Regions from separate parts of the Mus musculus genome. Here all the other regions are linked to region 3. Evidence: chromatin loops called from intact Hi-C (ENCODE). Cell type or tissue: left cerebral cortex. All regions are shown on one strand. Links, peaks and the distances in the headings refer to the core of each region. The heading gives the core; the rest is flanking DNA.

Region 1 (10,403 bases), core at 986-8,985, 100 kb before region 3:
GCACGTTGAAGTCACTGAAGCAAGCTTTAAAAGGGGAAGAGTTTAAGATTGGATTTGTAAAATGTTTTTTACCGAAACGGAAATGCATGTCTCCGTTAATGCTTGGTTGATTTGTGCCTCATGATACTCGAGAAAAGTGAGCAGGGAGGACAAGGCAACAAAAAATATTTAAAAACGATGTTAAAGCCTAAGGAGCTATGAGAGTTGAAGCCAAGGTGACCCCACACTAGAGAGCTCTGTGAAACATGGGTTGGCCTGGTGGGGTTAGTCCGATTTCTGTTACTATAACAAAACACCTGAGACAGTTTACTTACAAGAAGAAAGAATTTATTCTGGCTTGCAGCTATAGAAGCTTTGGCCCACACAGTCATAGAGGCTTTAGCCCAGGCTCTGGTGGCCTTGTATAGGGCAGCACACACTGTCAGGGAAGATGTGGTGACACAAAGCTGCTTCCCTCAAGGCTGGGATGTGAGATAAACAGGGAAAGAAGGAAGATTAGCTAAGAATTCAAAGATGTCCCCTTAAAGTTTTGCCACCTCGAGGAGCTAGAGAAAGGACCTAAGAAGCTGAAGGGGTCTGCAGCCCCATGGGAGGGACAACAATATGAACTAACCAGTACCCCCAGAGCTCCCAGAAACTAAACCACCAACCAAAGAGCACACATGGTGGGACTCATAGCTCCAGCTGCATATGCAGCAGAGGATGGCCTAGTTGGTCATCAGTGGGAGGAGAGTCCCTTGGTCCTGTGAAGGCTTGATGTCCCAGTGTAGGGAATTGCTAGGGACAGGAAACTGGAGTGGATGCGTTGGTGGACAGGAGGAGGGGGAGGGGGAGGGGTTTTTCGGAGGGGCAGCCAGGAAAGGGGATAACATTTGGAATGTAAATAAAGAAATTACCCAATTAAAAAAATAAATACCCATATTAAAACAAAACAAAACAAAACAAAACAAAACAAACAAACAAACAAAAAAACCAAGTTTTGCCACCTCCAAATACTACCAGGGATTCCAAATGCAAACTGCGTACCTGGAGCATTCAGGGCCAAGGAGGAAGGTTTACAACACTGCAGACTAAGTATGAACAGTTAATTCTGTATTATTTCTGTTTCTAGGGTGTATCTCGCAGAATAGGAGACTAAGCAGGCCCTTGCCTTTGCCTCAGGTTCCCCCAGATGTGTCCTTTTTCCTGAAGCCTGATCCTATGGGGTGGACTTGACTTGTGAGCATCACTTTGTTCAAACAAATCATTGCTGGGGATTAGAGAATTGGGAATTCGGTCAGAAAGCCAGTGAACTCTGTTGGGCCTTTGTTTCCTGTCTTTCCATCCCCTGTGGCCCCGCCTCCTGTTCCTGCCCTGGGGCCCTTGATCTTTCTCTGTCTCCTCCCTCCTCTCCCTCCTCCTTCCTTGACTGGGGCTGTCAGGAAGAGAACTGAGACTGGAATCTTTTTTTCTATCCCGAGGGTACTTGCTTTGAAAAACTTTTTTTTTTTCCCCTGCTGCCCTGAATCCAAATGTCCTTTGCTTCTTGTAAAAACTCTGGTTAGTCTCAGTGGTGCTGATGGAAGAGATCAGAAATCTCCAGAAATCATGATGTTAGCGGTTCCCTCTTTCTGAGTGTGGGAGGTCCTGCAGCCAAAGCTCAGGTGAGTACCGGGGTGTGTGTGTGTGTGTGTGTGTGTGTGTGTGTGTGTGTGTGTGATGTTGGCTTCCTGGGCGTCAGTCTGAGCACACAGGTTAATCTCTCGCCATCCTGTGGCAAACTGCTGAGGCAGGCACTCCTTACTTTTAATGGGAAAGGAAGCAAAGACAACTAGGAGTGCAAGCTGGGTTCAAGATGGTCCCAACGCTGGTAGCTGCAGCCACTCCTACCAGGCAGGGCTCCGTGACATTGCTAGGTCTCATGCAAGGAACTCCCTGTTTCTCCCATGTGCATAATTATTCCCTCCATCCATATTGCTGGCACTAAAATCTTCTCCACACCATTTCTCATAAACCTCATGAGCAGTTCGTGAATTTGGGAAACTGGGATATTTCACAACTCACTTCTCTGAGATTCCAAGATGTCGGTGTCCCTTCTGATGTTAGAAGGCAGTTGGAGGAAGAACTCAGTTTTTTGTTTTTTGTTTTTTGTTTTTGTTTTTGTTTTTGTTTTTTCAGACCCTGCCTGATCTGGCCTTTCTCACTCCCAACCACCCTGGCTCGCTGAGGGCCTGGCTCCCTTGGCTAGGTTTCAAGTGCTGCGGCACGCACAGTTAGGTACTTAATAAATCCGTTGTAAAGCTAGTGTTTCCTGAAGCTAAAGTAATGGCCCATGTAAACAGTATAAAAGTAACTGAACCAAAAGAACAAAACAATATATATATAAAACACAAAGCCATCAGAGGCTTGAGGGTATCACGTAAGACAAGAGGAAGTAATGGAGAAGAGGTGCGCCCCAAGTCCCAAAGACCAAAGCAGACTCGGTGGGAAAGAGGGGGAAGCGTGTTTAAATGGGTTCGCTTCTCTCTGCAAATAAATTATCTCCTTTATTCCTTGGATGAAACCTGTGAAGGGTTGGTAACCTCTCCCTGAGATCCATGAGGGCCCTCCCCTCCCCTCCCCTTTCCTCCCCTCCCCTCCCCTCCCCTCCCCTCCCCTTTCTTCTTAACACCATTCAACTACTGATCTTCTGACTCTGAGTACCGATTTGTTTGCCACTGGCTTTTCTCCACTTGGCCACGGAAGCACTCTGCCGCAGCTATACCCTAGCCCAAGATGGAATTCCTCCCAGGACAGAACCCAGGGTCTTCTCCAGGCCACTAAGAAGCACCAGGTCCTTAAGTTCTACCTATAGTGTTCTTTCATAGCAAACACGACCAATATCCTGGTGTGTCTCCCTTTGACAGTCAGTTCTAGAGAGACATGGAAACACAGGTCACAGGTACGAATTCAAATCCCTGCTGTTGTGAAGTCATGAGAGACTCTTCCTGTGCCTTGGTTTTGCCATGAGATTGCCATGCACGCATGGTTGATCGTCTTGAAGACTAAATGAGAAGTATATCGTGCTAGGAAACTTTGCGCAAATCTGACCATTGTGTTATTATACCAGACAGAGCTGGTTTCCCCTCAGTTTCCTAGAACACAGTCTACTAAGCGTTGGTTTTTCCAGGGTGACATAAGTGACTTTCTTGTTTTGGGTGACCCTTCACACTAAGAAGGGGACTCAGATAGGAGGCCGTCATATTGGGAGAATGGGCTGTGGTTAGAGGGTGGGCTTCAAGGCAAATGCTAACAGCCCCCTCCCACCCTTAGGAGACACACTGTCAGGAGACTGAATTTTCATATCACCAATGACTTCAATTGTGCTAACTAGTGAGACCCGGCAAAACTTGTGAGCCCCTTAATTGTCACCCCCAGTGTCACTGAACACACCAGTGTGTCAGGGCAATGATGTGTGCTAGTTCTATGGGGAGAAGCTTTGGAGCCTCCCCAGGCCTTCTCCTGGGATCTCCTTGACCATACCCTTATGGTAAACCTGAAGTCCGGATCCTAACTGTAGCAGCAAGCCTGCGCATGCGCCTGCGTCATCCTGGCGAGGTAATCACACAAAGGGTCATGCAGCCCCACCCCCATGCGCTTGTCTTATTTGCTTTTTGTCTTATTTGCTCCTCGACACAGGGATCACACACGTGACCACTGTACTCCGTCCCACACTGTGATGCCGAGGTGCCGTTCCTTTCACAAGCCTTGTCTGTTCATTCTGTCCTGTTGCTGCCTTGCTATGAAGCACATGGACTCTCAAAGAGTATGCTCTTTGCCTCACTTCCCGTTGCCGTTGCCATAGAGCCTCAGCAGCACTCTGCCGCGGGTCCCCTGTTGCACCTCAGAGCCTTCCATGCCGCTGTCTCCTGCTCCTATGCCAACTCTTTTCACCTTTTCTCTCCAAATTCTGTCGTATGGCACGTAGGTTGTTCCCTGAAGGTTGTGCCTCGAGTTCCTCCAGAGTGTCCCCATGATTCATAGCGGCCTCATAGCGGCCAAGCAGTTCCCTCTTCCAGGTTTCTCTTGGAGGAGAAGCTGCGGGATGAACTAGCGGGAAGGAGCCAAGGTCAAGTCGCCTGTGGGTCTCTGTCACAGCGTGGCTTCCCTCGGAGGCGATCGTGCTGCTAAACACTCACAGAAAGCACTGTCTACCCCCTGACCTTTTAGTCAGTGAGTCTTAGGGCCTGGGGTGGGGCTGGTGTGGAAGTTTTTTGACATGGAGCAGAGCAGCACAGATGAGAGTGGTCCAAGCAGTCCTCAGGACGGAGGCATAGCTCAGGTGTGAAGTGGGCTTATTATCATCCTTAGGTTTGATCCTCAGTGTGCATAACACACATGTACACACACACACACACACACACACACACACACACACACACACACACACATGCACGCACGCGCACACGCATATGCACGCACAGCATCCTTAGTTATATCCACACATGTCATCTATCTGACCTGAGCTTCTCGGTCTTACCTGCACCTTCCTTTTGGACCTGTTTGGTGACAGGGCTCTGTGACAAAAACCAGAGGGATGGCCTCTCCCAAAGACTTCACAGTTGTCTCCTCAGACAGTTAAATATTACCTTTTAGATCCCACCCTCCCTCCCATCCTTCCTCCCTCCCTTCCTCCCTCCCTTCCTGCATGTTTAGGTATATGTGTTGTATGTGCACGCATGTAAGTGCCTTTGCATATGTGTGGATGCGGATGCACATGTATCCCTGTGGAGTGCACACATGTATGTATGCATGCATGCATATAAAAGCCAGTGGTCTTAATTAATTACTTTTTCTCCCTTCTATTTACTGAGGCATGGATCTCTCACAGATCCTAGAACTCGCAGATTTGGCTAGTTTAGCTAGCCAGCTTGCCCCACCTCACCAGTGCTGGGATCATAGGAGCAGGGGCTCACCTGCCTGGCTTTTATGAGTGTCTAGGATCTGAACTTAGGCTTCGTCCTTGTGCAGAACTTTATTCTCCAGTCTGTGGATATGCCCCCGACCTTCAGCCTTTTCTTGCCTTTGCTTCTAAGTTAACAGGGCTCACTGGGCATAACTATTGAGACAGGAGTCCAAACCCATAAAACAAACTCCCCCACTTTCCAACAACCAGACCCTAACTGCTTGGTGCCTCATAGAACTAAAGCCTTGCTCCCAACGCCCTGGTGCCTCAGCGAGGAAGAGCGAGCACTGCCTGACAAGGTCCCCAGCTGCCACCTTTCCCCTCTTCAAACAAGGACCCCACTCAAATGGCCCTGGAGGTCAGGTCCAATGGCAAAGCCAGGAAATGTCCCCTGAATACCATAAAAGGACTCCATTTTTCTCCCAAGAGTACAGTTTTTTCTCCTGAGAATACACCGCCTATTTCTACCATGTCTGTTCCTCCATAGAACTTCTCCATCAAAAGCACCTAGAGCTTGCTCTTCCGGACACGCCCGGAACTTTTGAGTGAGCAAGCTTCCCCGTGTCCGGCACATCTCAGCCCCGCTGTGCTTTCTCAGCTCCGGTTGTCTGGGTTACGTTTTAAAGACTGTCTGTCTCCGCTCTAGCTGTGTGACCTCAGATGGCTTCGCAGAGAACCGGCCCTCTCAAACAGGGATAATAATAGCGCCTTCTGCAGAAATAATTTGAGGATTAAACAAGGAAGTCTGCATAGGCACTGGATCAGGAGCCTGGCACCGAGTAAGCATTTGAAAATGTCACAAAGAAATAGCCATCAAACATGCAAAGGTCCCCAGAGTGGGTGATTGGGTTTTGAAGCCTGACATCTAGAGAGTGTGTCACACTCAACAGCCATCTGCTGAGTCATTTTGGAGACGGAGCAGGGTGACCCACCTCACCCCGGAGCACTGGGCAGTGTTAAGATCTGTACGCTTCAGGCAGAGTTAAAGATAGCCTTATTGTGAGCCCTCTTGATATTATTTTCCTCTAGGGAAGTAAATCACAGGGAGCAGGGAATGGGGCAATTTGGCTCCCTAATTGATACCCATTGAACTGTCCCTGGCTATCCTGGCTCCCTTGAGCAAAAGGACTTGGGTTAAACTACCAGCTGGACCACTTATGACAGTACCAGGCATCCTGCCCACTCTATGGTCAGCTTCACATCTTCTTCCTTCAAGGATTTCCACCTGTCTCTTTACACAAGTCAAAGCCACGACCATGAACACAGGACCTTTTCACAGTTTGGGGAATTCCTGTAATGAATTTTGGAATCTGAGATTACTCTTGGGAATCCCTGATATTGGAGATCCAAGGGTCTGTTGCTCTGCAATACTGAAGAAAGGCCTGGCTTCTGGTCTGTGCCTATTGTGGGGAACACCTATTCCCTCATTTGGCAAAAGCCCCTTCCTCCCTTCTGTGGCTTGGCTCCAAGGTCAGGACAGGAATAGAGAAGCAACCCTGTTGGAGTGACTTTTTCTAAGAAAGGTTATTTTTTCGAAAGGCAGGGAAGAGAGCTGTAACATACAGGAAACCTGACTTTCTCCTGGACTATTTGGTTTTCTTTAGGAAGTAGACCAAACTGAATCTGGAGAACATCTCCATCTGAGTGTTGAGTCAAAGCCTAATGTGGGTTGCAGTTGGTATTTAGCTCCCTGCCCTGTTCGAGAAGCCTGGCTCAGTTAGATACCCTTGGGCAATTCACTGCAAGATGCTCATAAGAATGGACCTGCATCTCTGAGCCACACATGTTTATCCTGCACGTACGAGGCTCTTCAGAGTCTGAAACAAAAACAGGCTAAGATGTATGCAGCCACGAGCATGTCCAGGCATTTCTTGGAGTGAGGACTAAGGATTTCTTGGCCATGAGAAAGGGACTAAGGACTGGGAAAAGGTTGGAAAGTCCAAAGGCTTGAGGAGGGGACAAGAGAAGAAGCTGAGAACTTCTGAGAGAGTTTGTAAACCAGCCTACCACAAGCTTGAAGATTTCAATTCAGACACATTCAACAAGAGCAATCCATTTTTGTTGTTGTTGTATTTTATTTACCCATTGTTTAGTTCTTTTGTTTGGGAGGGAGTCATGTAGCCATGTGTCTTAGTTAGGGTTTTACTGCTGTGAACAGACACCATGACCAAGGCAACTCTTATAAAGGACAACATTGAATTGAGGCTGGCTCACAGATTCAGAGGTTCAGTCCATTATCATCAAGGTGAGAGCATGGCAGCATCCAGGCAGGCATGGTGAAGAAGGAACTGAGAGTTCGACATCTTCATCTGAAGGCTGCTAGTGGAAGACTGGCTTCCAGGCAGCTAGGATGAGGATCTTAAAGCCCACACCTAGTGACACACCTACTCCAACAGGGCCACACCTTCTAATCAAGTAACTCCCTAGGCCGAGCATACACAAACTATCACAGCATGGGTGAAGCTGAGTTCCTCTTCTTTCAGCCTCTACCTCCCAGGTGCTGGGATTACAGATGTGAGCCACTATACCCAGCCTATTTCTGTTTGTTTGTTTGTTTGTTTGTTTGTTTTTAAACAAGTTTCTTCTCTGGGAAAACATAGTTCTCCTGTTTATTCTCATTCCCCTTTAAGAGATACACAGTTTTCCCAATTGCCCATTTTTAAATGCGACTCCAGTGCCCTGGGAAGATGCCCCCAGGGACGTAAAACCATGCCAGGAAGTTTGGTAAGGTAGAGCAGGTAGAGACCCAGAGACTCAGTGGGCAGACACCTGAGGCTTAGGTGACTTCCAGCTGGCTCCCTGTCAGGCTCCTGACTTGGAATACATGCCATGTTTCTCACACAAAAGAAATTTGTCTATGGTCACATAGGCCAAAACAGTGTTCTCCATCCTAATGAGGTACCTAGAGGCCTGGAGGGCTTAGCCAATAAGCTTCCCTTCCTAGACATTGCTCCCTGCAAAAGGTATTTCACCTCAGGCCCACCCCGAGAAGTGGGTATGGTATGGGACCTCATGCATCCATTTTCTGCCATGAACAACCAAGAAACTGTTTAGAACCATGGACCCATGTGTTTCATCAGGATCCACCATGGGGAGCCATGAGGAAGATATTTGCCTAGAGAGCCGCAGTTTAATTCTCCCGAAGAAGGCCTCTCTGCGCTCTCAGCCATAACTGCCACCAAGCCTACTTCCACAGAGCTAAGGACAATTCCCCCTATGGGATAAACCAGAGCTCCCCTTCCCAGTCACCTACCCCACCCCCTGGCCCGGGACTAGATGCGGTCCTGAGTTGTTTCTCAGCCCATGACACCATTCTCAGCTTTCTCCACTCCCAGTGGTATCTTGATGTCCAAGAGTCTGGGAACCCCACAGCCTGGCCTCATCGCTGAACAGGGGACCCCCGAACCAGCTCTGGCTTCCCCACCCCCCAGAGCACAAAATCCTTGCGTTCCAGCCCCACAAGAGGCCGTGCCCAGCTGTGGAGCGGACATGGCCCAACATGGCCCCGCTCCCTAACTGACCTTTGTCCATCCTTACCACCCTAGCTTAGCTAATGATTTCTCTTATAACCCCCTCAACTCCCCAGTCCCCTGTGAAGTGCCCGTCTCTGCTGAGCGGGACCTCTTCTCTGTAGGGTTTCAGGATCTATAAGTTACTCAGAACTTCTGGCTTGGTGGTGAGGCGCTGTAGGGCGCCTGGGCAGTCTGGGGTTGACCGCACGGTCTCTCCGTTCTCTGGAGTTGTTTTTCAGCTTCTCCAAGGCCAGATACGTGAGGGCTTTAGTTTCTGACAGAGGAACCTGGTTTATCCTCAGTACTTGCAGCAAGGATCAGAGCAGTAAGACATCAGCCCAGCATCAGGGCACCATTGATGGTGTGGATCCTGGCTGATGCTTTACTTCCGGCCGCGCTCTCTGGCAACTTTCCCACCCCTGTGGGCCTCAAGGGTCAGACTCAGCCTCGCAGAGGTTGTTTAACCAGCCACACCAAGCTGCATACAACCAGACTCCATAACAAACCCTTTCCCCTCCCCATTCCTCCTAGCCTCTCTGCAGCTTGCCTGTTCTTTCTTCCTTCTTCTGACCCACCTTCCCATCTCCTTACCCATCCATACACCCACTTACCATCTTCTGACTTTCCTATCTCTCCCCTACTGTGTCTTTCTCTGCTGAACCTTAAAAACCATCCTCGTGGCTATCCATGCTTGCCCCTCACAACCCTTACAGCACCTTCCACTATATCCTACAATTGTCCAATATCCCCGCATCGCTTCAGCCTTTCCTTAGATCACTGCCCTACTTATGGTAATTCTCTGTCTCTGTCTCTCTGTCTCTGTCTCTCTCATTCTCTCTCTCCATATATGTGTGTGTGTGTGTATGTGTACATATAATATGTGTATGTGTGTCTATGTATGTATATATGTATGCATGTATGTCTGTATGTATCTGTCTCTGTGTCTATGTGCATGTTTGTGTGTATGTGTGTTTGTTTTTTATGATAGGGCAGTTTTTATATCATCCTGGCAGTTCTTCAGAAAATTGGGAATCAATCTACCTAAAGACCCAGCTATACCACTCCTGGACATATACCCAAAAGATGCTTGCCTATACCAAAAGGACACATGCTCCATTACCTTCATAGCAGCTTTATTCATAATATGCAGAAGCTGGAAACAACCCAGATGTCTCTATACCAAAGAATGATTACAGAAAATGTGTTTCATTTACATGATGGAATACTATTTAACTATTAAAAGCAAGGACTGAATGAGCTTTGCAGGCAAATGAATGGAACTAGAAAATATCATCCTGAGGGCTGGTGAGATGGCTCAGCAGGTAAGATGCAGCCCAGGTTGGCCTCAAATTGCTTTGTAATATATATATAGTGTGTGTGTCTGTGTATATATATATGTATGTATGTATGTATGTATGTATGTCTTTGTGCATGTGTGTATTTGCTTTTCCTTTTTAAGATAGGTGTGATGTAGCCCAGGCTCACCTCAAATTGCTTTGTAGTATAGAGTGACTTTTAAATTCTCATCTTCCCAGCCCACCAAGTGCTGCGGTTACAGGCAGGTGCCCCCTGACAACCCTCCATAAATATTTGATGCATGAAAAGTGGAGTGTATTTTGTTTCTACAGAAACACTTTCCCTATGTGCAGCAGGAATCTGCTTTCATGATCGGGAGCTGGATGACAGACCCGTTCCTTGAGCACACATGAGATGGAGAGACGTACAGCAAACACACGGGAAGTTTCTGTCGTGCTGGAATCTCATGCATAAATCATCTCCATGTTTTTACCGTTAGGCAAGCAAGTGCACACTGGCATTGTGGCCTGCCCCATCCTCCCTCCCCACGCCCCCCATTTCTTAAGTACATTACAATGGACAAATCTAGACAGCAGAGCTGAAGTGTTGGGGATTTTGGACTCAAGTGCGGCCCCAGATAACTTCCCATCTCAGCTTATCTTTCTGCATTT
Region 2 (10,403 bases), core at 991-8,990, 85 kb before region 3:
TGAACTCAGGACCTCTGGAAGAGCAGCCAGTGCTCTTAACCTCTGAGCTCCTGGTAACTGGCTTCTAAGTCAGCCACTCCAGGAGGCTCACAGCCAGCTTCCCAGAGCAAGTGGCTAAGGGTGGTCCCCCTGTTGTCTAACGCAGGGCAGCTCTCACCCTCATCTCCAGCCCCATTCACTTCTCCACAGCTGGGAGTCTTTGCTAATGGAGAGCCATGAAGGTGAGGGAGGCGCAGCTCCCGGCACGTCCTTCATTATATTTAGATACCGTGAAGGAATGGGGCACTGTGCTGCTAAGAAAGAGCCACCTCCAGACTCTCATTTATATTCTCCACCCAAAGCTTGTGAAGAAACTGTGGGCATAGCTAAACTGTAACAAATACAGAAGTTAACTAGGACTCTTTTAGGGTGTGCAGATGAAGGGCCCCAAAGCTTAAGTGGTGTGGCTTCATGGCAAAGTATTTAACTTTGCTATTCGACGATTTTCTCTAGGGTTATCTCGGAGTGTATTGCAGGGCCAGGGAAATGGCAGCTAATCACAACTACCACACATCAGAACCAGTCCCAGCATTACTTTTTCCTAGTCCCCCCATCACAGGGCTCTGTGAGGCCACCTGCCCCCTCCCCCCTTCTCCCATCTGTCCACTGTCTCTTTCCTGAATCCTAAACCAGGTAGGCTTTCTCAGGATAATCTCTCCAGCTCATTTCTCACTTTGTTTTCTGGCAATATCCAATCATAAGGAAAAGCAAAGTATATACATACACACACATGTATATATCTGTAAATGTACATATCTATATTTGTAGATATTTCTGAATAGATATGTGTGTTTTATATGTCTGTATATAGGATACATATCTATATGCATTTATATACCTATGTACATATGTATGTATACATGATGTATGTGCGCGCACACACATACACATACATCTCACGTGCTCTTTCCTTTTGCTAGGGGAAGCCCTCATTGGTTCCACCATGCTTAGTTTCACCGAACTTCTCCAGAGCCTAACACTGCCTCTGTGTCTCTAGTCTCCTCCCTCATGAGTCTTGCTGAGATCCCCTCCCCTTGGTCCCAGATGCCCACTCCTCCTCCTCCTCCTCCTCCTCCTCCTCCTCCTCTTCCTCCCTCTCCTCCTCCTCCTCCTCCTCCTCCTCCTCCTCCTCCTCCTCCTCCTCCTCCTCCCTTTTGGCAGATGACTGAGCCTCCCACTTTGCAGGAAAAGATAGAACTCACCAGATGGACGAGCTCTTGCCTTTTCCTACCTCATCTCTGCCCTTTTGGCCACCTCAGAAACCAGAAGCTATGGACCACCCTCCCCAGGGAATTATGCATTTATCTTTCACATTCAACTGTTTTTTTTCCTCAAGGTTTTTCTCTTTGGTTTTAAATATCTGCAGACCAAAACAATCCAAGTCAAAAGAAAAGAAGGGACAAACAACTCTTAGCTGATTATTCCCTTGCCCCCCCCCCCATTATAACTGGCACCCTACCCCTCTGTCCTGCACAGCCACATACAGCACGCTCAGTTAGATTTGCTCTCTTGCTCTCCGTGCTCTGCACGGTCTTCAGACCTCCGTGGCTCTGTGACTGTGTTACTCCTGCTCCATCGAGCTGCCCAGCAACTACTAAATCTGAGGGATGCTTTCAGTCTCCCTGGGTCTGCCTCTTCCCCAAGCATCACTGGTCACTGTTCTTGCATGTGTGTGGTCACAGACTGATAGCTGGTGTCAATCATTCTCCACCTTGTTTATTGAGACAGGGTCTCTCTCACTTGAAAGCAGACCTCACTGATTCAACAAATCTTGCTGGTCAACTTACTTCAGGCACCCTGTCTCCACATCTGGCATGACGGGATTGTGGGCAGGTCAGCATACGAACACAGTATTTACTTGGCATGTTGGTTAGTTTTTTTGTCAGCTTGACACACACAAGAGTCAACTTGGAAGGGGGGCCCTCAGTTGAGAAAATGCTTCCATGAGATTGGCCTGTTGGCCAGTCTATGGTATATTCTCATCATTAATGATTGAGGTAGCAGGCCCAGGCCACTGGGGAGGTGCCACCACTGAGGTAGTCCTGAGTTGTCTAAGGAAGCCAGCTCAGCAAGGCACTGAAAGTAAGCCAGTCAGTAACACTCTCTGCTTCAGTGCCAGCTTCCAGGTTCCCGCTCTTGGGTTCTTGCCCCGGTTTCCTTCATGATAGATGGTAAGCTATACAAGGAAAGAAGTCCTCTCCTCCTTATGATGCTTTCTATCATGGCATTTATCATGGCAACAGAAAGCAAATCAGAACGCTTGGGTGCTAGAGAGCTGAACTCGGCTCCTAAAACTCCTTCAACAACACCTTTACCTACTGAGCCATTTCCCTGGCTCTGAGCCCTGTGTTCTACACCTACTAAATCTTACACTTATCTATTTTCTTCCACACCCACAAAGCTTATCTATTTCCTGCTGGGTTTTTTTTTTTTTTTAAACTTGGAATAAACAATAGATTTCCCGTAACTATAACATTTGTCTATGCAAACTCGGCTACCTTACAATCATTGTTGGCTACTATATTGTTGTGTTTGGATCAAGACAAAGTTCCTTTGAAATGCCCATGAGACCCAAGGAGACCTGGCATGTGTCTCTCAATTAGACTTTCTCTGGCATTGTCTCTGGGCTCTATGACCTCCAACCAGGCTCACCTTTCTTCAGGCTTTGGTTTCATCCATAATGCCCATGACCTTGACTTGGGTCTTTGTAGTCTTTCTTCTCTGTTGCCTGTTACAATCTTGTCCTTCTCCAGATCTCAGGGTAGTTGCAAATTCCTCAAAGAAATTGGCTCTGAACAAGTGCTTTAGGTCCTCATAGCACACAGCACGCTGCTTCTCCTGATAGTTGAGATGTTATATCTGTTGATGTAATTATGCAATTAATGCTACTCTCCCTCACTAGTCTGGAAACTCAACCCTCACTAGTCTGGAAACTCAACCCAGATTTCTGGCATCTAACATAATAGTATTAATTAGCTTCTCCATAAATATTTGTTGAGCAAATGAATTTTGGGTAGCAACCAAAAAACATTAGGTCCACGTAAAAGTCAGTGGAAACCAATTCAATTAGAGAAAACCAGACTGTTTAGTCGAGCTTGCAAGGGATCCAGTCACCACTTTTGTATGGCAGAGACTCAAAACCAAGCAGAAAATCAGACAAGCTTTGCAGTGGGGAAGGGAAGCCTGAAGCTGAGCTCTGACTAGAGCCTGGTGCTGTGAATAAATAGGTGGGTTAGCTAAACACAGGGCATCCCATGTGACTGATTAGAAGTCCATATTTGACATTTCCTGATTGGCCCTAATTGGAAACAGGAACAAAAATCAGAGACCACATCAGCTGTTATTCAAGTGTTGAACCTTTGGACAATCATTTGCTGGAGATAACCGTATGGCGTCCTGGGAGTCTGACTCAGCCAAGCAGGTTTGGCCTCCTGGCCTGGTTACTGTAGATAATGAGTAGCATGGTGTTCCTGGGCTGGTTGCTGACAAATCAGGAGCCTTCTTGGTTTTATATATGATCTGGCTTTGTCTCGTCTCTGTTATGTGTTTGAATCTGAGATTTCTCCCACAGGTTTCATGTTTGGGGCAGTTTCCTGACTGGTTGTGCTCTCTGGGGTGTGGGTGTGTGTATGGGAGGGTATGAAACCTTTGATAAGGTCTAGGTAAGGCCTAGGTGGCAGTAGTCTCGGGTGGGGGGGGGCTCTGATGGCCACCCCCTTTCTCCTATTCCTGCCACTTTCCCAGATTCCTAGTCGCCACTTTATATGCGCACCTCTACAGATAAGTGGTTCTACTGAGTCTACCTACTAGGACAGACAGATTCCTCCTGAAACCATTGCTTCCTCCTTGTTCCCATCAGCTAGTTTGATTGCAGTGATGCAAAAGTAGCTAATGCAGTCCCTTGCTCATGTCTCCACAAGGAGGCAGAGAAAGGAGTGTGGAGAGACTTTGCCCAGGGTCACTTCAGCCTGGGATGTCTACCCAGTAAAGCACTCTGCTCTCATACCCTTTACACTCCACCTAGACTGAACCTGTGATACAAATGGTAGCACTTCCTCTAAGCTGTGGGCCAAGGTCCTTCAGGGGACCAAGGAAACTTATCAATAAGAGGCTTCAAACTGTGGTTGACCCCAGCGTTACAAAGGCTCTGCGGCTTGGCACGTGTGTGTTAACGCTCACTCTCTCTGGGTTGGAAGAAGCACAGACAACGGATTTAAGTACTTTTTCTTTAGTCTTGAACTGGTCAGTACAAAGAGCATTTGGGCACGCATGTCTTAAGAAGGGAACTGAGTCAGACATGGGAACAGAGAAGAGGAGCTGTAGGCACAGAAAGGAGTGATTATTAGCTGCAAAGAATTCTCAAGAAAACTCTTTTCTGGAATGAGGTAGAGGTGAACACCTTTTAACTCCTAGCACTGGAGAAGAGAGGCAACTCTGTAAGTTCCAAGACAGCCTGGTCTATTTAATGAGTTCCAGGTTAGCATGGGCTACATAGTGACAACCTGTGTCAGGGAAGGAAGGAAGGAAGGAAGGAAGGAAGGAAGGGAGGGAGGGAGGGAGGGAGGGAGGGAGGGAGGGAGGGAGGAAGGAAGGAAGAAGGAATTAAGGAATTGAGAAAGGGAGGAAAGAAGGAAGGAAGGAAGGAAGGGAAGAAGGGAAGAAGAAAAGGAGGGAGGGAGGGACAAAAGGAGGGAGGGAGGGAGGGAGGAAGGAAGGAAGGAAGGAAGGAAGGAAGGAAGGAAGGAAGGAGAAAAAAATTATATTGAAAATCTGAATCCTCCTCTATGTCCCTCGAGGAGTAGAGTCTTCAGTGAGCCGTATTACCAAGTGAGGCTTTGCTGTGCAACACTGTACAAAGAGCAAAGCAGGGGTGCCCAAGTAAAGCCTTAAGGACGTGTAGCTCCTTCGGGAACATGCCCAGGACAGTAGGATCCCCACCGCCTATGTTTACCTGCCTAGATGGGATGAGATCCAATACCTGTACAACAACTTAAAAGTCATCTTAAAACAAATATCCTTTTGAAATTGGTTTCAGGTTAAAAATTAATAGAACATGATCAGGTATTGAGGGATAGGAAGGAGAAACAGGAGTGAAGCCCTGAAGGCCAGCAGAAAGAATGGAAACAGGCAACCTCAGGAGGTAGGAGGTGGGGGGGGGGGGCGCTCTCTAGAATGTTCCAGAGACCTGGGAGGTGAGAGACTCTCAGGACTCAAATGCCTTAGATGAAATGCCCAACAGTGGGGAGAGGGAACTTGTAGAGTCCATCTTCAGTAGAAAGACAGGGCATCAAGTGGAGGAATGGGGTTGCCATCCCACAGTCAAAAACTCTGACCCAGAATTGTTCCTGTCTAAAAGAACTGCAGGGACAATGGAGAAGAGACTGAGGGAGAGAAGGTCCAGTGACAGGCCCAAATTGGGATCCATCTCAAGGGAAGGCTCCAAGGCCTGACACTGTGACTGATGCTATGGTGTGCTCACAAACAGGCCTAGCTCCAAGAGGCCCAACAAGCAGCTGAAAGAGTCAGATGCAGATACTTAACACCCGATCAATGGACAGAAGCTGAGGACCTCTGTGGGTAAATTAGGGAAAGGCTGAAAGAAGCTGAGGAGGAGGGTGACCACATAGGAAGACCAGCAGCTTCAACTAACCTGGATCCCAGAGATCTCTCAGACACTGAGCCACCAACCAGGCAGCATACACCAGCTGATATGAGGCCCCCGACACATAGACAGCAGAGAACTGCCTGGTCTGGCCTCAGTGAGAGAAGATATACCTAACCCTCAAGAGACTTAAAGCTCCAGGGAGTGAGGAGGCCTGGAGGAGGGGGGGAGCACCCTCTTGGAGACGGGGGAGGAGGAAAGGGATGAGGAACTGTGGGAGGTTGGACCGGAATGGGTCTAATGATTGGACTGTAAAAAATAAATTTAAAGAGAATTAAAAGGAAAGAAAGAAAGAAATCTATTGGAAAAGGCTGGAACTCAGCAAGCTCTATGTGCACAATTCTTCTTGGCCTCCCGGTGCAGGGCAGAAACCCTCCGAAGTGAGTCTTATGATCTTCAGCCAGAGGCGATTCTTCTGTGATCTGCTTCAGGAGAGCATACAAGGGTAAAGTGACCTTCCTGCGTCTGGGCTTTCTCAGTTAAAATGTTCAGGACCTGAAGGAGCCTCATCTCGGCATACGGTTCTCTGCTCTGAATGGAACTGATGAGGTGGTGGCTGCAGTTTCCTCAGACCTTTGGATTCTGTTACACTCTCAGCAGGAAGCACTCTGCTCTCACTTGCTCTCACAGAACAAAATGCATCTTCGACTAAATGTGTGTGTGTGTGTGTGTGTGTGTGTGTGTGTGTGTGGGTTCTCCACACACCCTACAGACCTGAAATGGATGCCCCTGGAATCACAGTAGCATGTCCCCCATTTAAGTTAATTCTGGACTGCTTATCTGGGGAGCATCAGATCCCACAGGCCAAAGCTTCGGTCCTAAAAGAAAACTCTTCTTTCAGGTGCCAGCTGCAAGCAGCAGTGTGCTCCCTGCTTCTGACTAGTGGCCTGTCAATCAATTCCCTAGTACCCCTCTCAACTGTGTTAAGTGAATTTGCTAGAATGGCTTGCAGAAGCTAGAGGACATTTGGATGCATTTCTAAGCCTGTTGTGTAGGACAAGAAGACATGTATAGGGTGTGTGTGCCGGAAGGGATATGCCTCCTCTAGGCTCTCTCCAGGAGCACACGCCGCAGACACTGCAGAGTCTCAAGTCCAGCTTCTCACGGCATATGCAGAAGCTCCAGTCAGTACACGGCTGTGGTTGATCAAGCTGTTGGCCATTGGTGACCATCCTAAGCTTCTGTCCACCAAGACAGTTTGGAGAGAGGGGGAATAATGGGTGTCAACCCTCTGAGCATATGGTTGGTTACCCTGGCAACCAGAGGGAACCAAATCCTGGGGTTATCTAGCTAGTGGGGCTTTACACAAATAACCTCATTAACATGAGCTCAGGGGTACTCTGAAATGGGATTTTTGTAAATAAAGGCTGTCTCTCACCCTTTGGGCTCTCTACCTGTTTCAGGAACTAAGGACAAAGACATTCTTCTTGCTCTAGTCTCTTAGGAAATTATGAGGGCTACAAGAGCCGTGAGTGAGGAGCAGTGGACGAACCCCATGATATATATACACATATATACACATATATACACATATATACACATATATATATATATACACTTCATAACATTACGCATCCTCGTCAGTACAAACACACTTACCTAGCAGAGCTCTAAGGCGCCAGCTACTTCTCTTCCCGGGTGTGCCCAGATAAAAATGTTTTTGCATATTTAAGCTGGCAAAGTCACTGAAATGATATAATCTCACGATTTTTTTCCCTTGGAGCTCTTTATAGCCACACTGTGAACAGATGCAACTTCACCAGTGTAGACTTAGCATCCTTGCTAAAAGCATTCTGCATTGAGATCTGGCTGTGCCCTGCCCAAAGTCTCTCTGCACTGTATAAAAATAGTGGTTCCCCCAGCCCCAATGTTTCCTTAAAGAATCCATTTGGCAAGCAATATTTGACTACATTGTGAAGATGGAGAGCGCCTGTGTACCTTGATAGATGTGTCAGCAACGCCATCTTCCCAGAATCACCCACAAGACATAAACTGATAAATAAGATATTCCTGAAAGTAGAAATGATGCCACCCTCTAAATTTATCAGAGTAAACTGGGACCAAAATCATATCACCACGAAAATCAGGCTTGAGAACTTGGTGACCATGCCAGACTGAGGGAATGGTGCAAACTCCACCCCCACCCCCAGACCCTATAAAAAGGAAGAGTCCAACACTGTCAGTGATGGATGCATCAACCTGCCATCTGATCAGCCAGTATGTGCATCAAGGGACTGACAGACAGAAAACTCATGGCTGTCGCAGAGGCTCCAACTTGGCTTGGTCCTCATTGTTTGTATGGCCTAGTCAAATTGCTGACTGATAATGTTTTGTAATGCAGTAGTATGATGTGGCAGGAGAGGGTGCCTTAGTGGGCACATGATGAGGCCCTCCCCTCCCTTAGGTACCAGCCACATAATGGGTCTAGTATAAAACGAAGTTTATTTTGGGGCATGAGAAGGGGGAGTTGAGAAGGGAGTAGAGGCAGAGAAAGAGAAGGGACAGAGAGAGACAGAGAGAGAGGAGAGAGAGAAAGAAGGGAAGAGACCAGCTGGGAACATGCGGTGAGAGAAGGGGGACAGAGAAGGAGGGAGAGAGAAGAGAGAAGAGAGAGACAGAGGGACGGAGGGAGGGAGGCAGGGAGGGAGGCAGGTGCAAACAGTCTTTTTATAGCAGCCAGGCTCCTACCTGGCTGTTGCTAGGTAACTGTTGGGCGGAGCCTGGAAGAAACGCTGACCATCCATCCATTTGTCTGGGATCTGTCTACTCATGTGTTTACCTGGACCTGGTCTTGCCTTTCTCCCCACAGCTCCCCTCACTCCGTCACAATTCCCTTCTGCAGCTCCGTCTGACCCTGCAGCCTGGCTTCTGCATCTTACTCCTGAGGAGATTCTCAGTCTTTCTGGTCTCCTTGAAACACATTGAGTTCTGCTGCAGCCCATTTGACCCTTTAGAGACACCTGGTGGCCTACACATATTGCATCCATGAAGATATAATGTAGTATCTGAACGTTAGTGTTGGTCATTTATTATAAAAATAAAGCAAGCAGACAGACTTGTGTTTGCCACAGCCGGGCTATCAAGGAAAGCACAAGTGCCTGGCTGGCTGTGCCGATGAAACCAGTGTGCTTTGTGAACTTACCGCTATTCAATATGTTCTGACTCTGTGGAAAAATACTAGTATGTTTATCCATGTTTCTCTTGGGATATTCAGGCTGGAAACAGCTGGTGTTGGGGCTCAGAGCATGGCATCGGAAAGTTGGAAGCTTGGGCGGGCAGTGCCTGCTGTGGAATGCCCATGTCAGGAACCCCTTCTCAAGATCCGCTCCTAACCAAAGAGCAGAGAAGCGTCAGTGTCTGCCTTTTCTTGACGTTTGCACAGAACTGTGGTTTAGATCTCAATCTTTAGCTGAAGGCCTATGTGTCCAAGGCTTGTGTTCCAGGGTGGAGCTCCTGGGAGCTGGTGGGACCCTTTAAGGGGAGGTCAGAAGGAGTCCTGCCTGCCAAGTGTTCCCACCATTATGTGCTCTCCTGGTAGGAGTAGCTGATGGTTCCTGGGAGTCTCTGCCCTGGGAAGAGCTGCTGATGGCGAGCAGGAGCCTCTGAGGCTGAGAACCAGGACATCTATTGTCTTTATGCCTTATCTTAGGAGTTTGCTTCAATGGTGGACCATTAAGAGGGAAAAACCTTAAAAAAGGAAAAGATTTAATTTGTATTTCTGTGTATCTCTATGTGTGTGTGCCTGCGGAAGCCCGGGGGATCTTCAGATGCCCTGTAGCTGGGGTTACAGGAGACGGTAAACTGCCCAGCAGAGGAGCTGGGACCTGAGCTCAGGTTGTCCGGAAGAGCTGCAAGCGTGCGTCACCACTGAGGTATCTCTCCAGGTCCAACAAGTACAGCTTTTAACTAATCCTTTAGGACTGCTTTGTGAGAGACTATTTGGACAACAAGACAGCCTCTGTCTACCCTGGCCTCCTCTCTTCATTCTTGCTTAACCTGTTTCCACCTCTCACCCAGAAACTCCCCCAGCCTCTGCATATGTTAGATAAATCTCAACCATCTGGCTTGTCTTCAAATCTCCTGTTTTTGTGAGTGCCCCAGTGTGTATGAACGTCATGAAGTTATATGAGATTCTCCTGTTAATTTGCCCGCTGTCAGATTCAAAGTACAGAATTTTCGGGGGGGGGTAAAAGGAAAATTCTCTTTGCCCCTTACACTGGTCTCTCTTGTCAATTAAATGTCTCTAGCAACGTGATAAAATACATCACCTTGTATTTCATTAATCTGATGTAGGTTCTGATCTCAAAGCAGTGAGGGGAAGTTTACTTTAAGGGTGTGTGGGGTGAGTGTGTGCAGGAATGACTGTGGGATGAGATGTCTCTATTAGATAGGAAGTTATTTTCATGCCCCACAGAACTGTTTTTTTACCCATGACTAATTGTGCTAACTATAATCATTTTCAGCTCAATGGTAACCTAAAAGAGAGACTCCCTCTAGGCAGCAAGCCATGCTATTGTTGAGCTGGGCTCAATGTTGCTGCTTGTGCTCGAAAGTAATAAAATTGCATTTCTTAGAAATGAACCAAAAAACGTGTAAAGGAAACAAAGATTGCTCCTTGCTCCTCCAAAATAACGCTCACTACGGGGGCTCGGATTCTCTAGCGTGTATGCCTGTCCAGAGTGCAGCTTCCGATAGCAACTCT
Region 3 (10,403 bases), core at 1,562-9,561:
TCCCGGGGATGTCTGGGTGGCGTGCAAGGCCACCTGTTGAGCACAGGTTCTGGATGACCCCCCTTGGCATCTGCCAGGTTCCCTCTTGCTCTGCTCATAGGAAAGGGGCCCTCGGGGTCCGCTCGGCTCCTGCCCTCGCCGCCTGATGCTATACTGTCAACCCGGCGAATGGCAGGCGGGCTGTGCAGCACGTGCACACCAGACTGCTCAGTGAGGACATGGGTCCGCAGTGGCTGCTTCTGGCAGTGCTCCGGACTGGTCATGGTGTCTGTCGTCATCGTGACACTTGTGGTCAGATACCAGGAGGGATCCGGACAAGGCTCTGTGGTGGCTTCATGCCCCACCCTCCCCATCTCGGTCCTGTCTGCCCAGGGGTCTGGAGGCCGATCGGCCTCAGCCCTGGGGGATGCGTAATCCCAGTCGTTGCTATGGAATTCTTCAATGTATTTCAAGTCGTCGGGAGACAAGGGTGGAGTGACATCCTCCTTGCTGCCGGCGGAAGGTAGCCCCTTCTCAGGCAGGAACGGAGAGACGTCCATCAGACGCTGGAACTCGGACATACAGGACACAGACACAGCCCTGGGGAAAGATGCAGAAAAGAAAGGTGTTAGCTCCTGGGCCATGCTCTGCACAAGACGCACCCATGGAGGTGCCTGCCTCTACCTAACTCATAAAGCATGGGCCAGCCACTTGATAACCTCTGAGTGGCTGATACACTCCCCCAATGAATTCCCGCGCCATTACTGTCCTCTATAGGCGACAAACTCGCTTAGATGTGTGATCAACAGTAAAGGGGGAAGACAAGTGTGACAAAGCCATAGTTGGACATTGGTAGCCAATGCGCATGAACGCGAGTGTGGACTTCCTCAATGCTGGCATTTTTTTAAACTCTGCCTGTTTCAATCTGACATAAATTTGTTGAATGCCTTCCATGTGCCCATCTGCCAACACAGAGGTGGTGGGTGGCCTACTGGACAAGTCAGAAGGTAGCTGGGGTATACATGCAGCCGGTCTACCCACCTGGGCAAACAAATGCTCAAACCTGGATGTGCCTGCCACCTGAGCTGACAGAAGCTTTGTGACCTGGAATCTCTGGCAACTGCAGCCGAAGTGGGAAGGCAAAGTGGACACTATCACATGTCATGAGCTTCCCCTCACCTGAGAGAGTTTATACCTGGGGTTCTAGCATAGCCCTAGCCATGCCAGAGGTGACCCCAGATCCAGCACACAGACTGCTTCTCCACAGAACCTGTTAACAGTAGGCCATGCTGAGGCTACCCGGTGAGCAAGTGTGTACTCTCAGCGGTGTCTACACAGAACCACCAGTGGAAGCAACGGGTGGGGGCTCCGTGGCTCTGGGGTGAGCTGGATGGAGGAATGCAGAGAGGAGAGAGAATGGAGGGACACTTAGAAGCAGCCATGTTGGAGAGACAATAAGACTGGGGTGTACTGGAAGCATGTCTGAGCACCTCCTGATGCAGATGTGGCAGGACCAGCCGTATTGTTAGAAGTCGGAGGGTGCACAGCCAGGGGAGGGGACCAGGACCTTCGTGGTTTTGTGTTGGACATTTTGATGCTGTTTAGAGATTATGATCCCTGTGTCGACTACTTCTGAAATCAATAGAAACAAGTAAAATTAAAAAAAAAAAAAAAAAAAAAAAAAAAACACGGTCATAGTGCATAAAGGCAACAGAAAGATGGGAGGCCTGGACTATCAAAGGTGAGGACTCAAAGCCTCTGCCTTCACCTTCCACACAAAGATAATATGCTGCTATGGATGCCAGGGAGCACTCAGCAGTGACAGCTGCGTGCTACTCCTCTGTGTCAGATGTGACTGATTCCCTGTGTGCCTGTACACGTAAGCTACCCAGAGAAAAGAGAGTATCTTCCAGAGAAACTGAAGCTCTCCTGTTTACGGATGTGGAAACTGAGGCCCTCGGAACAGATCATTAAGAGGGATATGCAAATTACTTCCAGAGCCCAAGCCCACATGTGGACTTCGCCGTTGCCCGGGGCAGACCAGAGAAGAAGGACAGATCCATGCCTAGGCAACAATCTCGGTGGTGTGGACCACAGCCAGCACGGGCTGGCAAAGAGACACTCCTTTAGAGCCTCCGAGTTCACCCGACAATAAAGGATAAAGCTGGAAGCGGCAAACTGCCAGGGAAACAGCACCCGATGGAAATAAAATCTACAGAGGGAAGAAAAGCAAACGCGGAGAGCTCCCATATCCATCAATGTAAGGGAGAAAGGCAGAAGCAGGGAGCTCAGACCGGCGAGCAGGGAGCAGGTGTATCACTAACATGAAGGGTGGCAACCCCAGGCTATTCCCCTCAGGAAAGCCTCTAACTACAAGCCCAGGCATAGCAAGTCCAACACCTCGTGGATGGAGAGGCTTTCTGAACTTTGCAAGAAGCAAAGTTTTCCTTGGCTCGTTTAATAGCTGGCCTTTCCGAACACTCCTTTGGACATAGCATAGAAAGCATATGTTGCCCTTTTTGTTGCTAAAACTAAAAAACACGGCATGTCTACGAGATGCACGATTTAAAAGCCATCCATCGACTTACCTCTGAAGATTGCCCTTGCGACTTTCTTCTTCCTATAAAGGGGAAACAAATACTTGCTGGAATCAGTCAGTCTTGGCTTCCTAGGAATCCTGTCTGGGCTAAAGTGACTTGTTCTGCTCTGATCCCTTAAAGGTGGGGTTTGGAATGCTCACGGAGGCCGAGTCCTAAGCCGCTGCCCTGAGCCCTTTGAAGCCGACCAGTAAAAGCAGCATCCGAAGCATCACGGGAGGGCAGGGTAGCCTCTGCAGTCTCTTCCTGGAAGGAGGGGGTGCCTGAGGGGAGACCTGACTGAGCTTGTTGAGGGAACTGCTCTTGTGCATTCCTGCGGAGACCTCCTGACTTCGTGGAGTTCAAAGACCTGTCGATCCAGAGCAAGTGGTGTGTGTGTGTGTGCGTGTGCGTGTCAGGGTGGGAGCAGAGGGTAACAGTGAGAAGAGAGTTGGGAGCTTGAGGTCCTCCAGTCTAAATCTTGCCATGGAGGTTGGTGTGGCCTTCTTGGGGATAGGCCCCCCAGCTTGCTTTTTAGCACTCTCGATTACAAGCCAAAGAAGAGTAACAGCAGAGAGCTGTGCTGGCCAACAGCACCACAGAGGCACAGGTTGTCTGTCTACTGGGAAAGGACTCTCAAGCCGACACGGCTTGGAAGAAACAGTCACTTGACAGTAATGAAACCGTACTCCTGGGAACAGGAAGACTGAAGGGTGCCCCTCCTCACAGACAGCATGTCTCTGTTTCTGCTGCACAGAGGAGTAAAGTCCCCACTTTGACCCTGTGCCCTCTCTTCTATGAAACTGGGCTATATGCATTGCCTGCAGATCTGTGAGCAGGGCTGACAAACAGTCTACCACCCCAATACACACCACTGGGATTAAGGTGTGTGACGTCACTGACTGCATGGTTGAGCATCCCTCAATCCGGAAATTTGTAATAGGAAGTACTTCAGAATCGGAAACGCTTCCAGTTCCGACACTTGTTTCACACACACAAAATAAACATACTGAGTAAGACTACCTCCAGGTTTTGAGCATAAGGTGTATACAAAACTCACAATGATTTCTGTGTTTGAATTGATTCCGATCCCTAAGACACCTTATTATGTGCATGCAACTACCCCAAACTCTGGAAGAATTGGAAATCCGAAACTCTGTGGTTTGAGCACTTTGAATCAGGTACGTTCAAGTCATATAACGTCTCCATATTTCAAAACTATCTGAGGCAAGTCCCTGTAAGTATGAAGTATTTGAAAAACTGCCATCCAGTGTAGCCACTATTAACTGGTTCACATATAATGATCCCTACACCCACGTCCCCATTCCATCCTCCCAGATTTATTGAGACAGGGTCTCATTATCCCTATACCAGTTTTAAAAACAAGGTTTAAAAAAAACCATCATCACTGGAAAGAAATGTAACAGAAATTTGGTGGCTCTCTAAAGTCACTCATTTGGTAATCTGATTGTTGGATGTTTTTCCCTTTTGCCCAGAATAGCATATTTATAATAGCTGCCATTTAGTGATTGATAGCTATCAAATGTTAAGAAATTTCTTAATACAGAATTACTTCTCAGCCATTAGCTTTCTAGAATCAGAAAACTGTACTACAATTTCAAGAAGAGTTGAGAAATACACATTTATTTTCCTCTTTTGTGTTTTGTTCACCATACTTTTTCTTAAGAGTTACGCAGCAGGACCACAGTCCAGCGTTTCAGCAGGACCGGGGTCAGGTTCACCAAATAAAGTCATCACATCGCCAATGGCAGCGGTTCACGTGGCTCAATGCACAGGTTGTCTGGGGAACCTGATGAGAGGGGACTCTGCTCAATACTAGCTGCACTTAATGACAGCTCCCTCCAGCCATTAGGAACCTCGGGGGACAAACCCAGGCTGACCTCGGCAAGGCAGTTCCTGAGGGGTGGCGGATCCCCTGGATCATCATCCAGGGACAAAGCGTCCAAGTACAGGTTCTCACTGGCCGAGCACCTGTCCGACTCCTTCAGTTTGGAGAGCGGCCGGTCTTCAAATGGGATGGAGTCGGCGTCTTCACAGGGCCACATGGACACAGGTCTGGAGGAGTGAAGGCTTCCTTGGTGCGGGTAAGGGCGTGTGTCGTCTTCCCTTCGGCTGCAGAGGAAACTGCCGCTTCTCCGGGGACTTTTCTCTTTCTGTAACTGGGGGGGTATTAAAAATGAAAATAGTCAGTTTCCATTTTTCAGCATGAGAATCTCTCTAGGACCATCCCTTTCCTGCTGTATTGAGTTGCCTGTGTCTACCTGTAAAGACTTGGCTGGAAGCAAGTGTACGGTTCTGACCTTAGTTTCCGAATGCCCCGCAAGACAGATGATGCTTTCTGAAGAAACGCATGCTTTTACCAGGGCTGCAGAATCTGATTTGCCACACAAACCTCCCTGATGTTCGGAGGAGTCTTTGCTCGCATTCTCTTTATTTTTGTTGTAGTCATATAATTTATTTATCAATTATTGCACTCATGGGAAATTAGACTTTTTTTTTTTAAGTTTAATGGGAGTAAGTATAATACTTTCATTTGCAGTTACCTCCAGGACTTTAGTTATGCTCCATAGAATACTTTCATGGATGGCAAATTCCTGAGATGAACCGCATTTTCCTAATTGATTCAAGGGGGATAACAAATTCTATATATAACTCAAGTGATTGAACTGGAGTATAACCACGTGGTGCTAAAGGTGGCTTTACCTCTGCTTGAGAGGGTTAGCTATACAGATGGCTAAAGATCTAGCACGCTTGTGGCCTAGCTTGGAAAACTGAAGTGGCAACAGGCAAGCACTTCTCGGAGTGAGAAGATTGGAGATGAAGGGGTTGGGGATAAAGCCAGTGAGACTGCACGTGCCTAGCATTTGCAAGGCCCTGCTCCAAATCCCAGCACTTAAGAAGGCAGGGCCCATAGCTGCGGATGTGTGGCCTGCTGGTTTGTCAGCAGACGTGATTTCTCAGTTGTGGCTTAGCTCAGTGGAGATGAGCAGACAGGTGAGTTGGCAGAGGGGATGGTAGATACGGACAGGTGAACTTGCAGTTGGAGTAGTTTATCAGAGAGCTGGCTATGTACAATCACAGAGGACCAATGAGGTGTGGCTCAAAGCTCCCCCCACCCCCACCCCACTTATAGAAACTACAACTGAGGCTTGAAGGCCTTTCCAATGAGATCCTCGCTGGTGTATGCTCCTAGATTGACCATTCTCTTGAATAAGTAAAATTTCTAACGAAATCCATTTGGACTTCATTCGAAAGAGTGGCCAACTGAAGATTTTCAGTTCTCAAGTGCTGAGATGGTGGAAGAATTTCAAAAAAAAAAAAAAAAAAAAAAAAAATCCCGGCTCGCAACATCCCTCAAATCCAGACAGATGGTTTTTGAGAGCATCTTTACAAACTGCATCTCTGCTAACCCAATTTGAGCCTACCTCCATGAGCTTGCAGAAGTGTGGCTTGTGATCCATCAAGGAGGAAGGTCTACAGGACACAAGGGCTTCTACTCAGTTTATTTCTCATTTTGGAGGTGTTCACTCAGAAAGCTCTGAACATTATTGTTAATCTAAGAAAGGGGCAACCTGCAGCAAAACCTTAGATGGCAACCTACAGCAAGTTCACTGTTAAATTGGGGAATAATCCAATCTCTTCGGGTTTGAGCTCAGCTCCCTCTGTCTCTTCTCCCCCTCCCTCACGACACATCTCTTCGCAGTTCCCTTAATGATGCTAAATGCTCCGCTTAAAAAAAAATTTATATAAAAAGGAAAGCTTTTTATTACATCCCTCTAGCACGTGTCAGTGCCGTTTGAGTTTCAACACATGATCCTCTCCCAAGTTATTTTGGGCGAAGAATTAAGATGCAAGCATCGAGCTGGGAAGCCGCAAATGTGCGCCGAGGGTGTGTGTGAGGAGACGACTAAAGAGGAGAGCTATGAGCAGACGCGCTCTAACTCAGTAAAGTGGAACTTCAAAAATAAACCCGGGCGGCCAGCAGTAGTTCGCACTGGGGCTGCTGAGTGTCAGGTTTCCTTAAAATTAAAAAAAAAAAAAAATAGCCATGAGCCAAAGCGGCCAGAGCTGGCAGTCCCTGCTGCTGAGATGCCTGCGTGCTGCTGTAATGGTATCATGGGTCCTTTAGTGGGTAGGGTTTTCCAGGGCTGAGTACCTATTGTACTTTCAACCTATGGCAGAACAACAGTTAATACAAACAGAACATTTAACAGGTTCTATGCCGAATGATTAAGGACAGCAAAATCTCAAGACTGTCACCTCACAATCGGGTGAGAAGAAGGTCACCCCTTGAACAGGTTTTAGAGGGTGAGCCGGCTGCTCAGGTTCTGAAGGTAGCTGACTTAGCTCCCTAAGTACATGAATAGATACGCTCTGTGGCTGAGACCTGGGAGCTGATGGGCCCTATGGGGAGATCTAGTGTGACTACATAAACGCTAACTACCCCCCAGTCAAAAGTGAATTGAGATGAGAGTTCTTCTGCTAGGATAGATGAGGCACGCTGAGTGACCCTAGCCACGTTCTGACAGATGTTCGTCATAAGCACCGCCTCACGCGGTGTAGAAATTATTCGGGAGTTTAACGACACTGGAAAAGCATGAAGCATATGTTCTGCAAGTGGAAAATGGATTTAGTGCCACTTCTTTGTCCATATCAAGTTATCACAGCCAAGGTTATACGGCTTCCCAAGGAGTCAGATATCAAGTGGGAGCTGTGAGGGATATTCAGTTACATATTGGCTTCATCTATGGAATGTACAGCTAGACATTAAACCAGCAAGCAACTGGGGGAGCCATGAAACCAGTGCGTGCTTCCACTTGTACATAGATCTCTGTAGGCTCTCACCTGAGCCGACGTCCTCCTTCAGATAATACTTATGGCTACTGTATGAATTTTCAAATAGGGCATTGAAATTACAAAACCCTTGAAGATGCTGAGTACTTTGATGGAAATTAGATCCATTTCTGAGAGCCGCATCTCTATGTGTGCAGCATCCTTTCATCATGGGCCCCTCTGATAAACAGGGAAATCCTGCCCAGATGCTGGGGTCTACAGAACAGGTGTGAGGGACGGCCAGGCGGACGCTACAACACCTAAGACACAGAAATGAAGCTCAGCTCTTGGTCCTTGTTATCACCCCCCCAAAATAGTCTCAAAGTGAGGTGGACAGCTCAGCCCCAGGTCACTTCAGATACTGAGTGTCATCAGATGTGTCTGGCCAAGGTTTTCTTTGCTAGAAATTCCTCATTCCCCAAAGAAAAACAAAAGCCTGAGATGCCCGCCGAATTCATGGCAAGTGTGACTTTCAAAGCTGAAGAGGCCTGGGACAGGATCAACAAGCAGCAATGACTAGACAAGGGGATCCTCAAAGGCCCATGACAGGGAACATGATGGCCTCACTGGGGTAGAGCAGGGACACCCAAGGTGAGCACTGCAAAGCGGTGGCTGGGAATGAAGGCCCCTAGGGCCAGGCTGCTGCGGGTTACCTGTTGTTTTCTGAGAGATGAAACACGGCCTCTCAGAGGGAATAGAAAGCTTCAAGCGACACACAAGGTCCAGGAAGCACAGGGAATGAGAAGAGCCACTGAGAGTCTTCCCCCAAAGTTACATAAACACTAACAGTTGGGGAATAAGAAGGCCCCAGTTGGCTGAGCTGTCTGCAGTTTGTGTACCATAGGTACGTACGACCTCACAAATCACGTGCTGCGGTGGGGCTTTTCAGTGAGGTACCCTCCTGCTAGCCACCAGGCTCCTATAAGTAATCCCTCATCCATGGTCCTGTAAGTACCCCAAATAAGCCCAATGGTTTGCTAAACTAGATTTGGGTTGGAATTATCCCTTGATCTGTATTCAGAACTCCATCTGGGGCAGAGACATCTGTTCATGTCTCCTAAGAAAAAGTCAAGTTGGGTGTGATAAATTGGTGTTTATTTTATAAGAATACATGCTACTGTTAGCTCCGAATTTCCGCCTTGAGGCAGACCCACTCAACAGAGCACAGATGCGAGGCACAATCTGGCAGGTCCTTCACAGGGCTGTATTTCCAAACCAAACAGGAAGCGGTGACTTTCCTCTTGGTAGTATTTGGAGAATTTTGAAGTGGAGCCATATCAAATATTAGCAAGGTGACTCACTGGTGATCAGCGGGGACAGCCTCCGCTCCTTCAGTCTGTAGTGCTCTTTCTCCTTCCCTTTCTACTGTTTCTGAGTCAAAGGTTCTGGGTCATTTCTAAGTCACTTAGTGCTTCCTGGGTCCCATTTAAAATTTCCATGCAAATTTAAACTCAAATTCACCTCCATTAAACTTTAGCATAGGAACCGTGCCGTAGCTAAGCATACTTAGCAGAGCATACTTTTCAAAAGGTCCTCTTATTAGCACGGGCTGAGTGAGTACTTATAATGGAGTCATGATCCCCTTTATCCGAGTTACTGTTTCTAACTGACTGATATCTCTTGAGGCTTTTCGCATTTATAAGAATGATGGATTGAAAGAAGCAAGGTTATCTGTGGGCTGAGAAATCTAGCCACTGAGGAATTCTAAAACCTCCGCTCAGTGTGACGTGAAAACCTGAATTTCTCACATCGCTCCGGGCCTACTGCAGCTACTTCAGCTGCACCAACCGTGCGCAATGCGGAGAGCAATCATTCAGGCTGCGGGAAAGCAACTCCCTCTGCTCTCCCCACATCCGTCTGAGTTTGTTTACCGGAAGATGATGAGCTACCAGATAACTCCCTTGGTTCTGGTCCTATCTAATCACGGCTCAGCAATACCCACAGCAGGAGCAATCACCAGCAGACAGTGGCTTCTAACTCGGTTTGGTAATTACTTCGCTAATGGTAACAATTCCGTTCAGGCTGCAGCCATCTCCGCGGCTTCCGTAGCCATCTTAAGAGAGTACTCTGGGGAAAAATTCCCTGAAGGCAACCTGAAATAACTTCCCCTTTCAAGTTTAATCTCCAAATCCCTTTAAAAGGTCACTCCCCAGCCCCTGCACATGCATACAAAGAAAAGTCTACTACCATCTCTGCAATGAAAGGTGTGTGTGCTGTTAGGGTGTAATGAATAACCTTAATTGCTAACCTCACTGGATTGAGAAATACCTACATTACGTAATACTGACCTGGGAGTGTCCACGGTGGCCTTTCAACTAATTACATCCTTGGGGCTCTGACCTAATGAATGAATGAATGAATTCCTAGGCAAATTCATAGTTGATGGTATTACTGGGAGGTGGTGGAAGGTAAGAGGTGGGGTCCTGCTGGATGAAGCAGGTCCGTGGGGCCGTGGCCTTGTCCTGTCCTTCTTCTCGACTGCTCTGTGTGCTTCCTGTCCACCATGAGATGAAGGCCCTCCTCTGTCCTGCGCTTTAACCACCACATACGGTCCAAGCCCAGCACCAAGCAACCATCAACTGACCCAAAGCTGATCACATCCTTGTTTTCATGGGTCTTCAGGGCACAACTACACAAAAGTAATACATGGATCCCAGGACCAAGATCTCTACTGTGGGAGGCATTGCATTTCTCACTCTTCCTCTGGATTCTCTCAATAGAATGCAGATGACAGCAACAATCTCCTTTCTTTATGTTACTGGGCTGAGAACTATCTATGAGCTGCGCTGTGCTCTGGGGCTGTGCAGTGCTCTGGGGCCGCGGTGCACTCTGGGGCTGTGCTGTGCTCTGGGGCCGCGGTGCACTCTGGGGCTGTGCTGTGCTCTGGGGCTGCGGTGCACTCTGGGCTGCTGCTGCAGCACACCTACCTGCTCCACCCGCCACAGGAGCTCCTCCTTCTGTCGCCCCCACTCCTGCCGCTCGCTGTCCAGACGC

The links. Hi-C counts contacts between places; a loop is a spot of excess contacts. Peaks named below come from ENCODE experiments on the same cell type or tissue, not always from the same donor. Only the 100,000 strongest peaks of a DNase experiment are listed, where the experiment ranks them.
Region 1: it touches region 3 in a loop (2.1-fold over the local background); 7 of 42 quality-filtered maps call a loop at or near these places.
Region 2: it touches region 3 in a loop (5-fold over the local background); 5 of 42 quality-filtered maps call a loop at or near these places.

Annotation. Positions count from the first base shown.
Region 1 is chr17:66,240,739-66,251,141 of GRCm38, forward strand. No RefSeq gene overlaps it. Among named protein-coding and RNA genes, the nearest start is that of Gm20742, 54 kb to the left of the region's middle. In left cerebral cortex, for the core only: no CTCF peak of the experiment used is centred there; no DNase peak of the experiment used is centred there.
Region 2 is chr17:66,259,578-66,269,980 of GRCm38, forward strand. No RefSeq gene overlaps it. Among named protein-coding and RNA genes, the nearest start is that of Gm20742, 72 kb to the left of the region's middle. In left cerebral cortex, for the core only: no CTCF peak of the experiment used is centred there; DNase peaks (open chromatin) are centred at 2,137, 5,897, 6,182, 6,737 and 5 more places; H3K27ac peaks cover 3,937 bases.
Region 3 is chr17:66,343,787-66,354,189 of GRCm38, forward strand. Mtcl1 (microtubule crosslinking factor 1) reads right to left here. Exons shown (of 14, transcript NM_172963.4): 10 at 10,337-10,403; 11 at 4,457-4,735; 12 at 2,568-2,599; 13 at 1-579. Among named protein-coding and RNA genes, the nearest start is that of Mtcl1, 100 kb to the right of the region's middle. In left cerebral cortex, for the core only: no CTCF peak of the experiment used is centred there; DNase peaks (open chromatin) are centred at 2,137, 5,416, 6,437, 7,111 and 4 more places; H3K27ac peaks cover 4,680 bases.